3 separate regions of the Homo sapiens genome follow, and all the other regions are linked to region 3. A link is a contact called in ENCODE Hi-C or POLR2A ChIA-PET data. All regions are on one chromosome and are shown on one strand. Each heading gives the region's core, a stretch centred on a gene start or an enhancer-like site at or near the end of the contact. The rest is flanking DNA. Distances are from core to core; before and after follow the strand shown.

Region 1 (4,987 bases), core at 1,420-3,919, 300 kb after region 3:
CCATGACCCATTCACCTCTCACCAGGCCCCACCTCCAACACTGAGGATTACAATTCGACGTGAGATTTGGGCGGGGACACAGATCCAAACCATATCCATTGGTAAATGAACATTGTTTGCATTCAAGGTGTACAATGTGATGGTTCTATACGTATACACTGTGAGATGTTGACCCCAGTACAGCTGCTTAACGTGTTTATCACCTTACATAGTTACTGGGTGCGTGTGCATGCATGTGGTGAGAATACAAGATCTACTCTCCGCAAATTTTAAGTATTCAATACATTATACATTAGTTTGAGATGTAGTCACTGTTCTGTACACTAGGTTCTCAGAAACTGTTAATTTTATATGTATAAGATGATATATGTTTAGGCCTAAAGGCTTAGGCCTTTGCTCAAAGAAAAAGAAATGTCTTAAGGTGAGTTTATTAGTCTGACAATTTCATTTACTGAGTGTTTACTATAGTTATGATTGCTTCCCATTTTTTTCTTTCTTTTTTTTTTTTTTGAGATGGAGTCTCACTCCGTCGCCCAGTCTGGAGTGCAGTGGTGTGATCTCGGCTCACTGCAACCTCCACCTCCTGGGTTCAAGCAATTATCCTGCCTCAGCCTCCTGAGTAGCTGGGATTACAGGTGTCTGCCACCAGACCCGGCTAATTTTTTTTGTATTTTTAGTAGACATGGTGTTTCACCATGTTGGACAGGCTGGTCTCAAACTCCTGACCTCAGGTGATCCACCCAACTTGGCTCCACAAAGTGCTGGGATTACAGGCGTGAGCCACCACACCAGCCTCTTTTTTTCTTATTAAAGTGAAATTCACATAATGTTAAATTAACAATTTTAAAGTATGCAATTCAATGGCACAGTACATTCACAATGTTGTTAAACTATCACCAAGCATATTCATCACCCCAGAAGAAAATCTTGTACCCAATTAGCAGTCACCCTCATTTTCCCCTGCCCCCAGCCCCAGCAAATGCCAATCAGCATTCTGTCTCTATGGATATACTTTTTCTGTACATTTCATATAAACAGAATTATATCTATTGTGACCTTTGTGTCTGGCTTCTTTCACTTTGCACAATGTTTTAGGGGATTATCCATGTTGTAGCTGTATCAGTATTAAATTACTTTTTACAGATGAGCAAAATGTTGCTGTATGTACATGCCACATTGTGCTTAGCCATTTATCCATGGATGAACATTTGGGTTGTTTACATGTTTGGGCTACTGTGAATAATGCTGCTATGGACATTCAGGTATGAAACTATGTTTGTAGATCTGTTTTCAGTTATTTTGGTTATATATCCCTAAGAGTGAAACTTTGGGATCATGTGGTAATTCCACACTTAACGTTTTGAGGAAATGTGAAGCTGTTTTCCAGGGCAGCTGCACCATTTTACATTCCTACCAACAGTGATATATGGGGGTTCCAATTTCTCACTAATACTTCCCTTTTTAATTATTATTATCACCATTCCAGTGAGTGGCAGGTGGCACCCCAATGTGGTTTCCATTTTCATTTCCCTAATGACTGATGAGGTCGAGGGTTTTTTCATGTTATCTTTGGCCATTTGTATAACTTCTTTGGGGAAATGTCTATTCAAATCCACTGACTATTTTTGAGTTGAGTTCTTTGTCTTTTAGTTGTTGAGACACTAGACACTTATAAAATATATAATTTGCAAATATTCATCCCATTGAGTCATACATCTTTTTACTTTCATAAGTAAATAGTTTACTTATGAGATTACACAAAAGGTTTTAATTTTATTTTAATAGAGACCAATTTATCTAGTTTTGTTTGTCATTGCTCATGCTTTCAGTGGCATATCTAAGAATCCATTGCTGAATCTAAGGCCTCGAAAATTTACCCCTATGTTTTATCGAAGAGTTTCATAGTATTAGCCCTTACAGTAGGTCACCAATACATTTCTAAGTTGATTTGTGTATAGAATGTGAGGTAGGAACCATTTCTTTCTTTTGTATGTAGAGATCCAGTTGTCCCAGGGCCACCTGTGGAAGAGCCTGCTCCTTCCTCATTCAATGGTCTTAAGACTCCATTGAAATCAATTCACTATACATATATGTGTTTCTTTCTGGACTCTCAGTTATGCTTCATTGGTCTATGTGTTTATCTGTATGTCCATGCTACACTATTTGATTATGGTAGCTTTGTAGTAAGTTTTGAAATCAAGAAGTGTAAATCCTCCAACTTTGTTCTTCTTTTTCAATCTTGTTTTGAATTTTTAGAAGACATTGTAATTACATATGAATCTGAGTATAATTTTTTCTAATACTGCCAAAAACCACCCAACCATCAGAATTTTGAAAGCAATTGTACTGAATCTGTGGATTACTGTGGGGCAGTATTACCATCTTTACAATATTAAGTAGGTGATGTCAGCAATAAAGCAAAATAGAAGGTAACTAGCTCATATCCTCCCACAATAAGAATTCTGCATGCATCCACAATCAAGTCTCTGCTGGAGCCTCAAGATTCAGGTAGGAGTTTGGAGCCCAACACTGTGGAGGGTCATTTTAAGAGTTCAGACCCACTCTCGGGTGGCTGGTCTGCTGAACTTGCTCCCAGGCTCAAACCCAGAAATGACTCAGTCTTCCAAGGGGTTTGGCTACAGCCCCATTTTGGCCTTGAGGCTGTAATCCAAACCACCTGCCAAGGGATCTGGAAGGAATCACACACACTAGGGTCTTGGCAGAAGGGCTCATCTGCCTGCTAACATCAGTCTCAGTGGTGAACCTGACAGTTTCCCTATAGTTCAGTCCCAGTGCGCCCAAGCTGAGGTGCCAGCTCAGAGCTGCTTGCACAAGGACCCAGAGAGAGATTCACCCATCTGTGGCAGCCCGGGTGTCTGAGACTGCCTGATAGGATTGCCAACCTCTCTCCCACAGCAGATCCTTAGGTGACCTGGCCTCAGCTCTGACCCCTTCTGCTACAATCAGAGAACTATCCCATCTATACTGAGACCTGCAGGGAGATTTGCACCCTTCTGAGGCAATGAGACCAGACTCTCCAGCCCGCATGCCACAGCAGATCCTCAGGGGACCCAGTCTCAGCTTGGCCCCTTCTGATACAATCAGAGAACTAGCCCATCTATACTGAGACCTGCAGGGAAATGTGCACCCCTCTGAGCCACTGACACCAGGCTCTCCAGCCTGCATTCCACGGCAGATCCTCAGGGGGCCCAGGCTCAGCTCTGGCCCCTCCTGCTATAGTTGGTGAGCCATCTCATTGATGCGGGAACTTGCTAGGCAACATGCATCACTCTAAACCAAGATCAGGCTCTCCAACCTCTGTGCCACAACAGATTCCAAAGGGGCCCATTCCCAGCTCCAGCCCCTTCTGCTGCAGTTATGGAATGATTTTATCTGTGCAAGAACTGCTTGGGAGATACATACCCACCTGAGCCAATGTGAAAGACCCATAAGCCTTCTTCCAACAGCAGATTTCTAGGGGACCCAGTCTCAATTTCAGCCACTCTTGCTGCACTTGGGAACCCAGCCCAACTGTGCAGAGACCTGTTGGGTGGCACATCCATCTGGGCCATTGACACAGCCTTCTGGACTCAGCTTCCTGGCCAGCATTCCCACACAGCCCAAGTACATTCCCTGGGTCTTCCCCAAGGAAGACATGGGGAAAGTCATGTCAACCTCAGAGTCTTTACAAGACTTGTAGCAAGCCTAGACTTAGAGTGTCTTCTAGTGCAAATATGGCTGCAGTGGTCACAGGCTCAGGGAACTCAACAGTCAATCTACTTAGAATATACTTTTTCTATTTAGAAGAAGGACAGGCACAAACAAAGCCAGACTGTGAAGACTAAAATAAATACGTAATCTTTCAATGTGCTGACATTACCACATATCCATAAGCATCAAGGACATTCAAAAAAATGTGACTTCACCAAACTGACAGATTAAGGTGCCAGAGATCAACCCTAAAATGATGGAGATATGTAATCTCTCAGACAATTAAGTCAAAATAGTAGTTTTAAGAAAGTTTGATGAACTTCAAGAAAATACAAAGTATCAATTCAGAAATTTATCAGAGAAATTTAACAGAGAGATTGAAATAAATTTTGGGAAAAATCAAACAGAAATCCTGTGCAGAAAATAACAATGAATAATATGAGAAATGAAATAAACAGTATCAATAACAGAAATTGACCAAAGAGAAGAAAGAATCAGTGAGCTTGAAGAATAACAGTTTGAGGGAAAAAAAGGAAAGAAAAGAGAAGGAAAAGGTGAAATGGAATGAAGAAAGCTTTATAGGTTCTATGGAATGACATGCAAAAATCAAATATTCAGGTTATTGAAGATAAAGAGAAAACTGAAAAATAAAAAAGGGTAGAAACCTTATGCAAAAACATAAGGCTGGGTGCAGTCACTCATGCCTATAATCCCAAGAGTTTGCAAGGCCGAGGCAGGAAAATCACTTAAGCCCAGGAGTTTGAGGCCACCTTAGACAACACAAGTGAGTTCTTGTGTCTCCAGTAATTTTTTTAAAAATTAGCCAGGCATCACGGTTTATGCCTGTACTTCCAGCTATTCGGGAAGCTGAGGTAGAAAGATCCCTTGAACCTGGGAGAGTAAGGCTGCAGTAAGCCAGGATCTCTCCACTGTACTCCAGCCTAGGCAACAGTGAGATCCTGTCTTAAAATAATAATTATCATTATTAATTATTAATAATAATAGAAAACTTTCAAAATCTGGAGAAAGATATGAATATCCAGGTATAGGAAGGTCAAAGTCACCAGTCAGGTTCCACCAAATTAAAAATACTCCAAAACATGCTACAAGTACACTCCAAGGTCAAAAACAAAGATAAGCTCTTGAAAGTGACAGAAGTGTGAGAGAAGTGTAGGAAATGGCATATAAGGAAGATCCAATATGCCTAGCAGCAAACTTTTCAGCAGAAACTTCACAGGTAGGAAGGGAATGGGACAATATATTCAGAGTGCTGAAG
Region 2 (4,422 bases), core at 1,098-3,597, 320 kb after region 3:
TGGAATTTTTGAATGAAGGGTGAACATTAGAAAAGATGCCATGAAGAAGCACGAGGCCCAGGACTGCAAGGCTGGGGTCAGAGAGAGGAGGATACCAAATGCATAGCTTTCTCTAGGGCGGTCCTGTGGCTGGTGTCCCCTGACCTTCAGGAAAAGGCAAGGCAGAATAAGCATGGGTCCCTATGGGAATAACTGAATGAATCATTTAATCTTATAGTAGTGTAAAAATGAAAGGAGCTTATCAAAATTCAGAATAAAACATGAAACTTGCCAATGCCTCCAATTGCGACCCTTAAAATGCATGCATTGGGCCGGGCGCGGTGGCTCACGCCTGTAATCCCAGCACTTTGGGAGGCCAAGGCAGGCGGATCATTTGAGGTCAGGAGCTTGAGACCAGCCTGGCCAACATGGTGAAACCTCGTCTCTACTTAAAATACAAAATTAGCTAGGCGTGGTGGTGTGCACCTGTGATCCCAGCTACTCAGGAGGCTGAAGCAGGAGACTCACTTGAACCCAAAAGGTGGAGATCGCAGTGAGCCAAGATGGTGCTACTGCCCTGGGCAACAATAGTGAAACTCCATCTCAAAAAAAAAAAAAAAGTGCACGCATGGGAAGGAGCAGAAGCACCCACCGTCCCCATCAATGTCCACGGAGCAGGCGTCACCCTCTCCATTGTTGTCTGTGTCGATCTGGGCAGGGTTGTGCACGTAAGGGCAGTTGTCACAGCGGTCCCCAACCTCATCCTTGTCATAGTCAGCCTGGCGGGGATTGAAGAGGAGCTGGCAGTTGTCCTGGAAAACCAAGAAAGGGAAGACTTTAACGAAGATCATAGGAATGTGTGTCGGGCCGTTTAGCACTTATAAGTTATGTACTCAAGGTTGATGAAAATCAATATAGAAATCAAACAAACACAAAAGCCAGTTAGGGCTGGACGGTGGCTCACACCTTTAATCACAGCTGGGCACTGTGGCTCACACCTGTAATCCCAGCACTTCAAAAAGCCAGTCAGGGCAGGGCACGGAGGCTCACACCTTTAATCCCAGCACTATGGGAGGCTGAGGCGGGCGGATCACCTGAGGTCAGGAGTTCAAGACCAGGGCCGGGCGCAGTGGCTCACACCTTTAATCCCAGTGCTTTAAAAAGCCAGTTAGGCCCGGGCACAGTGGCTCACACCATTAATCCCAGCACTTTGGGAGGCCAAGGCAGGCGGGTCACCTGAGGTCAGGAGTTCGAGACCAGCCTGGCCAACATGGTGAAACCCCATCTCTCCTAAAAATACAAAAATGAGCCGGGCGTGGTGGTGTGCGCCTGTAATGCCAGTTACTCAGGAGACTGAGGCAAGAGAATCGCTTGAACCCAGAAGATGGAGATTGCAGTGAGCCAAGATCATGCCATTGCACTCAAGCCTGAGCGACCAAAAAAAAAAAAAAAAAGAGTTAGCCCTCGCCAAACACTTTTTCCATATCAAATCATTTTATCATTATTTATGCATCTGTCTTTTGTTGAAAATTTGTAGATTGCTAAGGCAAAAATGGTATATCATACACTTCATGGTGAGGAGAGATATGTAAATATCAAATAAATGAATGGATTAGTGAGTCAATGTCTCCCATCAAAGTCAGATGTAAAAAAGCAGTGAGTAAAATCTTGATCTATTCTTGCTAGAGCTGTTTTGTGTACAAATACATTAAACCATTTGTGTTTGCAGCAATTTTCTTAGAAAAATGGTAATATTTTAAATGTTGCCATAAAGGCAAGTCTATCACTCATGGTGGTGTCAGCCTTGCCCATCACTGGCTCCTCAGCAGAAGGAGAGGAGGTCTTCTATTTTTTTGCAGTTAAAATAGAAAAAATTATTCAAAACATTTCCGGCAGCACACCCTGGGCAGCCCCATGCACTGAGGTAAAATCCGCTTTTGCAAAGGACTGTCTTTATAGTGACCTTTGGGAACTGCCTATGCACAAACGCTTGCAGGACAATGGCAGTTACGTTGACAAGGGCTGTTTGGTATAAAGTGGCCTCCTGTGGACCTCGCTGCTCCTGGAACCCAGGGCAGGTGCGCGGCACAAGCTGCTCCTACCTTCTCATCGGTCACACCGTCATTGTCATCGTCATCATCACAGGCATCGCCAATCCCGTCCTTGTCAAAGTCTTCCTGCCCAGAATTTGGCAGATGGGGGCAGTTATCCTGCAATTGGAGAAGGAAGAATACTTGGAAAAACATTTAGGAAAGCGCCTCTTTCAGGAATGCAGGTGAAATGAAACCAGCATGGCGCCGAGGAAGGAAGCGTGCCCCATCAGTCCTCGATCTCAAGCGGGAGCTGAGAGAGGAGCCAGGAGGCCAGAAGCGCATGAATTTCTTCTCAACTCCTGCCCTGGAAATTATGTCACCACTACTCACGAGGGAGACAAAAGAAACTTGTGTTCGGAGCCCAGAATCCCAGTGAGGTTGCCAAACAACTGCAGAAACAAGAAGAGAATGACAAGGTATTGCTCTGAGAGAACATGGGAGAGAAAAGAGGCTTTAGTGGTGCTTTCCTTCCCACAGACTTCAGCTCATAAATCAAAATGCCAAAGCTTATAAACGTTTAACCCTCACCAGTCAAAAAATCTCAAAGAAAAGAGTCTTTCAAATATGTATGTGATATGTTCAGAAACCAGGGCTGAGAACTTGAAATTATCTGCTAACTCAGCTTTTCACGGTGAGTGGGTAATGCATGTAATTGGGCAAAAACTCCTTTCATTTCAGTCCAGTTATACCATAATTTAAAGCTGAGCTGTGCAGACACTAACAACTTGAGGGAATTGGAAATCCAGGAAAAGGTAGAGAGTAGCGTGTCCGTTTCAGTTTCAGTACAAGAGCCCCAAGGGTGTGTCATCCCCGTGGCTCAAAGCACATCACTCGTTGAATCAGAAGACAGAACCTGGGGTCTTGTGCTGGAGCCCAGAGTTTCAGCACTTACAGATTAAGAAAGGAGAGCATGTTGCTTGTCATGGAGGACACGGATCCCAGACGGGGGCCCCTGGCAATGGGGAGGATCCAGCACCTGTGTGTCGGGTTAATATGGGAACGGGCACAGGGGTCCCTTGTCAAGTCTCACTTTTAAATCCTTTTGTGTATGTGTATATATACATATAACTTTGCAAATTATATACCATTTTCGAAGTTATTAAATTTCCATCTAAAATTCCACAATGATGGAAAGAATAATCGGGATATCTTCTAGCAGCACGGACTCAGCTGCAGCTGACCTTCTGAAATCAGGGGCTTCAAGAAGGGTAGGCTGGGTAGCCAAGGGGTGTAACATAGGTTGGGATCAGTGCCTCGTTGATTTTAAAACATACTCATATTTTGTTTCAGTGAGTATTTGGCATCTTTAATCAAGCGGGACTGACAGAGAAAATTAACACAAAATTTGCAAGAATGATTAAATATTAAATAAATGAATATATTTATATTTTCAAATGATATTTTGTGTCAGTTTGTGGCATTTCCATGTCTGACCTTCTTAAGGCATAAAACTGCACTAAAACATTTTGGGGCACCCTGTGCGGTGGACTGAGTGGCAGTCCCCACGATGGATGTCCGCGTCCTAGTGTCTTGGCGCCCGGGGATGTCACCTGATATGGCTGAAGTGAATTTCATCTTGTATGGTAACAAGTGGAATTAGGTCAAGGACATTGAACAGTGAGGCTCATCCTGGATTATCTGGGTGGGCCCTAAATACAACCACAGGTGTTCTTATCAAAGAGAGGCAGAGGAAGTTTCCGGAGAGAAAGGCACTGGAGAAAGTGGTGTGAAGCCGACCAGAGGTCAGGGCCATGCAGCCACCAGCGCCAGAAGCCCAGCGACGCCTGAGCCAGAGAAGCTGGGAGAAGCAGAGGGAGCACGGCCCCGCTAGCACCTTGACGTTGTGTTTCAGGCCTCCAGAGCTGTGAGATAACAGATTCCTGTTGTTGTGAGCCTCCCGGGCCGTGGTGTTCGTTCCAGCGGCCACAGGAAAGCAGTCCAGCCTGGGATGGGCCCCGAAGGAGCTCCTTCTTCCAGCTGAGCAGCTCCTTATACTGCAACACGCTTGGGCTTTGGGAAGAAAACCATGTCCTAACTCTTTCCAAGTGACATAGCCTGGCCAGACCTGCCTGAGACACAATGGCCTCTGCACAGCCTGGAGCCGAGCGTGGAGCCGGCGTCCTCCCTCTGCTCAGTTTCAGGCGTTAACGATGCGCGCAATTGCAAATATGGGCCGACGTGCCCGAGGTTCTCTGTGCCCAGCAGTGGGCGGCGCCAGAGTGTGCCTGTGTCTACTAAGGACCTCCAGAGAGGGGACCAGGGGGATGCATTCAACCTGGTGATCAGGCAAGAGGCCTGAGAGACCCTCCTTCCAAATTCCCTGTGCTGCCCCCGCCCCCCGTCCGCGTAG
Region 3 (4,678 bases), core at 825-3,324:
GGCCATTGCTGGGAAATGCTACACAGCTAAGAGACAAATCCCAGCAGTGACGTGGCACATCTCAGAAGTGTAGCTTTGAGTGAGAAAATAAAAAGTAGGATATACCTCATAGCAAAAAGTTGTTTACATAAATCAATAAACACACTCACAATAAACAGCACTGCATACCCCACCTGTAAATATGCATCTCCGAGCACACATCTGAAATGCGCCGGGGGGGATAAGTGAATGGGACGAGAAGTGGGGTGGGGGCAGGCACAGAGAGGAGACTAAAGACAGAACAGGAGCTAACCAGGGGCCGTGGTAAGGGAGCAGGGCCAGCGTCACCTCCTGCACCCGGGGCCTACAATGCCCTCACTCACTGGGAGGAACTGCATGTTGCAGGGAAAGTTGAGTTCCTCTGTGAAATAACTCGCTTCCATTAGAAGGTATTAAAGGTCCTCAGACTGGAACCTTCCTCAGCAAGCGGCAGTATACACAGGTAAGCACTTTTGTATTTTCTAAATAAACTAACAAAATGAACTCTAAATGGAGCCATTCCTCTCGGGGGAAAATGCCCCATTCTTAATAGCTTGACTTTTCGGCTGTTTCATTTTGATGGTTTATAATTCAGTTAAACACATGTCCTGTCATACTGGGTTATGGCCGGGGATGTGAAGGTAATTTTCACTGGGTCCTTGAGTTCCTCATGTTTTGAATCTAACAGATGATCATGGAATATGGTTGTGACCATAAAATGAATAGAGAGCTACAGTCAAAGAATTAGCCTGACCATGCCTTTTCTTAGCGGTTAACTGTTGTGCAACAGAAAATGACTATTATTCAGTTAACAAACAAGGCCTAAGTGGGGTGTGAGCTCTGCACATCAGGAAGCTCTGTATGAATTCTAAATGAGGACAAATGTGAATCTTTGTAAAAATTATCATAAACAATTTGGGCTCATAATACAACTACACATTATGAATGAACACTAAGTATTTAAACTTTTGTTAAGAAAATTTTTATTCGTTAAGAAATGAAGGTAATGGACAGTGATCAGTAATACCATCTGATAATGAGGTCAGCCTCATGCTAGCTTCTGTATTCTGGGCTAGCCTAAGGCAGACGTGTGATCACCTCACATTTCTTTCCGTTGCTTTACCCGGCCTCGCCTAGGTTCCCCTCCTTTCCTCCTGTGTGCCTCCCCTGCTGCCTACACCCAGCCTTGACTCTGCTGCTTCTCCCCTCCCAAGGCTGAGGGACCCTGACCACAATCATGCCTCAGACTCTGGGCTACCCTTTTTTCCTCTCTGTCTTGGATTTTATTTTCTGCTTTCTAAAGTGTCATCATCATGCACTTTTTCTGAGGTCATACTTTTCTGGTGTCTAATGGAGAAGATAAAGATACTGAAGAAAACAGTATCTACCAAATTGGGTACTGTAAGTCCATTGCTAAATTAAGAACTTTACATATATTATCTCATGATTACCTCTATGGGAGAAAATATTATTCCTGCTTTACAGGTGAGAAAACTGAGACTCAGAGAAGATAAGTCACTTGGCCAAAGACACACAGTCAGTTAATATAGGAGCCAGGACGAGTGCACACTCATGAGCATTCTGTTAGAACACCAGGCATTTAAAAACATGAATGCAGAAAACCACATCAGTACGTACTCAGTGTGTGTGTGTGTGTGTTTGTCCCTGTGTATATACTTATATACGTACATATTCATATATAGGGATTGGCTATAGGGACTTGGATTACACAACTGTGGGAACTCCTAAAGCAGCCTGTGTCAGGCTGCTGTTATCAGGCTGAACCTGACACCGGGTCCTGAAGTTTAGAAGCCAGGCATTCAGGAAGGAACAATCACAAGCCTGACTGGAATCCCATTGGGATGGGCTGAAACCCATGTCCATTCCTGTTGCCTCTGACTTTGGTGTGAGCTTCCTGCAGAAGCTGCCCTTTTGCTAGCGCATTACACACACATATCTAGCCTGAAGTCAGAAGAGCTGAGAGAGAATCCAGTTTAAAAAAAAAAAAAAAAAAAAAAAGCTGTTGCAGAACCAGCTGCTGCTTCACACCGATGCAGTGAGTCAGCGGATCAGCTGCAAGGGTGTGAGCTACTAAATGGCTGCTGCTTCCTCTCCATCTTCCAAGTCTCAAACAAACATTTTCTTGTGGTCTACCTTAAAAAGACACATACGAAAGGTGGCTTCAGAGGAATGTCATTCTGCCTGGCTATGTCAAGACGTTTCAAAGTCACTACAATCACATGAAACAGAACTATGTCAGAGTAGTGGGGACACTTCTACATCTGGGGACACTCTTGCTGCATCTCAGAATTTTGTCTCATATGAGTTCCCCCAACCGTGCTTGTGCCACATGCCTTTCAACTTAAAAATGATAAGGTCTATAAATTTTGAAAGCCAACTTTATTTCTTACAGAGGGTTACAGCCTACGAGGTGCTCCTTCTGACAGGCTGGGAAGTATAGCCTCTGGCAGGGACCTTTAGCAGGCATTTCAAAGGAGAAAAGGTGAGACAGGAACTTATGCTGAAGGGGTTGGCTCAACATACATATTCAACAGATTATAGGAGGAGCGATGAATATTCATGAAGGTGTCCTGACCCATTGAACAAACATGCATATTACATATGACCCATATTTACTCTGAGGTGGAGACTTAACATTCAAATGCATGACAATTAAGCCTTATATGTCACAGTGTGAAGTAGGGACACAGGCACTCGGTGCACAGCTGCTGTAAACCAGCCAGAACCAGTCCATGGTCGGTGACCTCAACAGGAGACAGGTATTGAAATCAGCCCCTTGTCAATCAAAGCTATAGTTATGGCTGGTGGAGCAGGCGGTCAGTCCACGTTTCATGATTGGTAAGCTGCAGTTCCTTCAACATTGCTTATCTCTTGGCCAGTGCTTGTTTAGCTGCTAGAGAAAAATAAAAGCCTTGTGTCGGTAAGAACATAGTTTACTCTTTTAGCATAGGCTGCATGACTTAACCCTTTCCTGGCATTGCCTTAGGTCCTATTGATAACTTGGCATTTTATTGCCACAAAGAGTCAGTCCTATCAGTCTTATGACCTCTATTTTAACATTAGTGCTGGTCAGCTGTTGTGTCTAAACCGCAAAAAGGAGTGGGTATAAGGAGGCGTGTCTAACCTCCCATCCCATCAGGGCTGAGAACTAACATGTAAAGTTTTCTCTGGGGTCCCCTTGGCCAAGAGGGGGTGGGTTAGTCGCAGGGGGCTGAGGATTTTATTTTTAGTTCTCATGCCATACTTGTTTACTCATTAGCATATTTCAAAATTTTTCTTATCTAAATGTACCTATATTTGAGAATATTTCTATGTCTTCATGTTTATCAGTTTTTTTTTCTTCTGTAACATGTGATCTTCCATAAATCCCACCCAGTACAGTTTTCATCTCAAATTATTGTTTTCACTTCTGGTAATCTGATTTGGGCCTTTTTGAAATCTTCCATCTCTCTTCTTAGCTTTTTGAACACATAGAGCATAGTTACAATAATGATTTTAATCATCTTATCTGCTATTTGTTCATTTTTATCAACTGTGGATGAGTTATGATCTCCTTTTCTCTGCATCATAAAACATGTTTTCTTGCTTCTCTTGATGTCTGGTAATTTTTGTCTCAGAGCTAGACATAGTTATTTTTCTTCTTATGGGACATGTTTGCCATCCTATTCTTGAGCTTTTCTGGGAGAGACAGTAAGTTACTTGAAAGCAGTTTGATTCTGAGCCATTTGAGTTTTGCTTTTTATATATTTTAGGAGAGACCAGAGCAGTGCTTTGTCCAGCCCTTGATATTTCCCCCAGCTGGGCAAACCCCTTGTGCAGCCTCTCCAATGGGCTGTGCTTCTGAGGCCTTTCTGACTAGTGGGAAAAGGCACCATTCCAGGCCTGGGTGAGCTGTGGGCAGTGTTTCTCTCAATCCTTCCAGATGGTTCTCTCCCTGGGAGTAACTACCTTGGCCTCAGATGGTTTTTTCCCGTAGGCACATGCTGATTAATATTCTGTTGAATGCTGCAGGATTACGCTGGGCAGATCAGTGGAGTTCTCATTCTGGCTCTCTCATCTCAGGGACTCACTCCAGTAGCCTGCGTAGCCCCTTCGGTCTTCCTGAGGCCTCAGCTCTGCCTCCTCTGCTCAGGGAGTCACCAGGGTTCTTCTCGGTTTCCTCCTGTCTGGGCTGTGGCCTGGAACCCCCTCAAAGCAGCACCTTTGGGCCATTGTGGGGCTCAGTGTTTTTTACTGCACTCTCTCATGGGTCACTGCCCTTTGTTGCTCCATGTCCAGTGTCTCAAAAGCCATTTTAAATAGATTCCATCCCTCTTTTGGTAGGAGATGGATTAAATCCCTTTCATACACTTGAAGCAGAAGTTATCCACTGGTATATATTTGCATATGTGTTCTTCCTACCGGTTTTATCGAATGTATCCGAATCATGAATGCCGTGTGAGTCACACATTGTGAATCATGAACTTAGTGATGGCCAAGTAATAGGTTCTCACACAGCCAACATGAGGTTGGTGGTAAAGTCAAGGCCTCAGAAGTCTAAAGTTAACACACCACTACTTTTATGACCAGCAGAGACTGCTCAAAACGTTCCTAACAATCACAACCACAACCACAACAACAAGACAAACCTACAAGTAGT

The links. Hi-C counts contacts between places; a loop is a spot of excess contacts on that map. ChIA-PET counts read pairs that join two places held with the same protein, here RNA polymerase II (POLR2A). Pooled maps may share reads with other maps.
Region 1: a loop to region 3 is called in a pooled map, with 2.1 times the contacts of the local background. The contact joins two enhancer-like sites. A Hi-C loop is called at or near these places in 1 of 168 maps with a recorded cell type or tissue (CD4-positive, alpha-beta T cell), 1 of 37 single-sample maps with no recorded cell type and 16 of 50 pooled maps. POLR2A ChIA-PET finds 5 or more read pairs at or near these places in 1 of 52 experiments (activated CD8-positive, alpha-beta memory T cell).
Region 2: a loop to region 3 is called in a map of esophagus muscularis mucosa, with 2.3 times the contacts of the local background. The contact joins two enhancer-like sites. A Hi-C loop is called at or near these places in 2 of 168 maps with a recorded cell type or tissue (CD4-positive, alpha-beta T cell and esophagus muscularis mucosa), 1 of 37 single-sample maps with no recorded cell type and 14 of 50 pooled maps. POLR2A ChIA-PET finds 5 or more read pairs at or near these places in 1 of 52 experiments (activated CD8-positive, alpha-beta memory T cell).

What each region holds. Positions count from the first base shown.
Region 1 is chr6:169,202,680-169,207,666 of GRCh38, forward strand. No RefSeq gene overlaps it. Among named protein-coding and RNA genes, the nearest start is that of THBS2-AS1, 8.0 kb to the right of the region's middle. Within about 2 kb of position 2,670, at least 2 of the 41 ENCODE cell types and tissues checked have a DNase peak (open chromatin) inside an H3K27ac peak, as active enhancers do.
Region 2 is chr6:169,227,491-169,231,912 of GRCh38, forward strand. THBS2 (thrombospondin 2) reads right to left here. Exons shown (of 22, transcript NM_003247.5): 14 at 2,082-2,189; 15 at 632-791. All of the region lies in intron 2 of THBS2-AS1 (THBS2 antisense RNA 1), which reads left to right. Among named protein-coding and RNA genes, the nearest start is that of THBS2-AS1, 16 kb to the left of the region's middle. Within about 2 kb of position 2,348, at least 2 of the 41 ENCODE cell types and tissues checked have a DNase peak (open chromatin) inside an H3K27ac peak, as active enhancers do.
Region 3 is chr6:168,903,862-168,908,539 of GRCh38, forward strand. No RefSeq gene overlaps it. Among named protein-coding and RNA genes, the nearest start is that of LINC01615, 260 kb to the right of the region's middle. Within about 2 kb of position 2,075, at least 3 of the 41 ENCODE cell types and tissues checked have a DNase peak (open chromatin) inside an H3K27ac peak, as active enhancers do.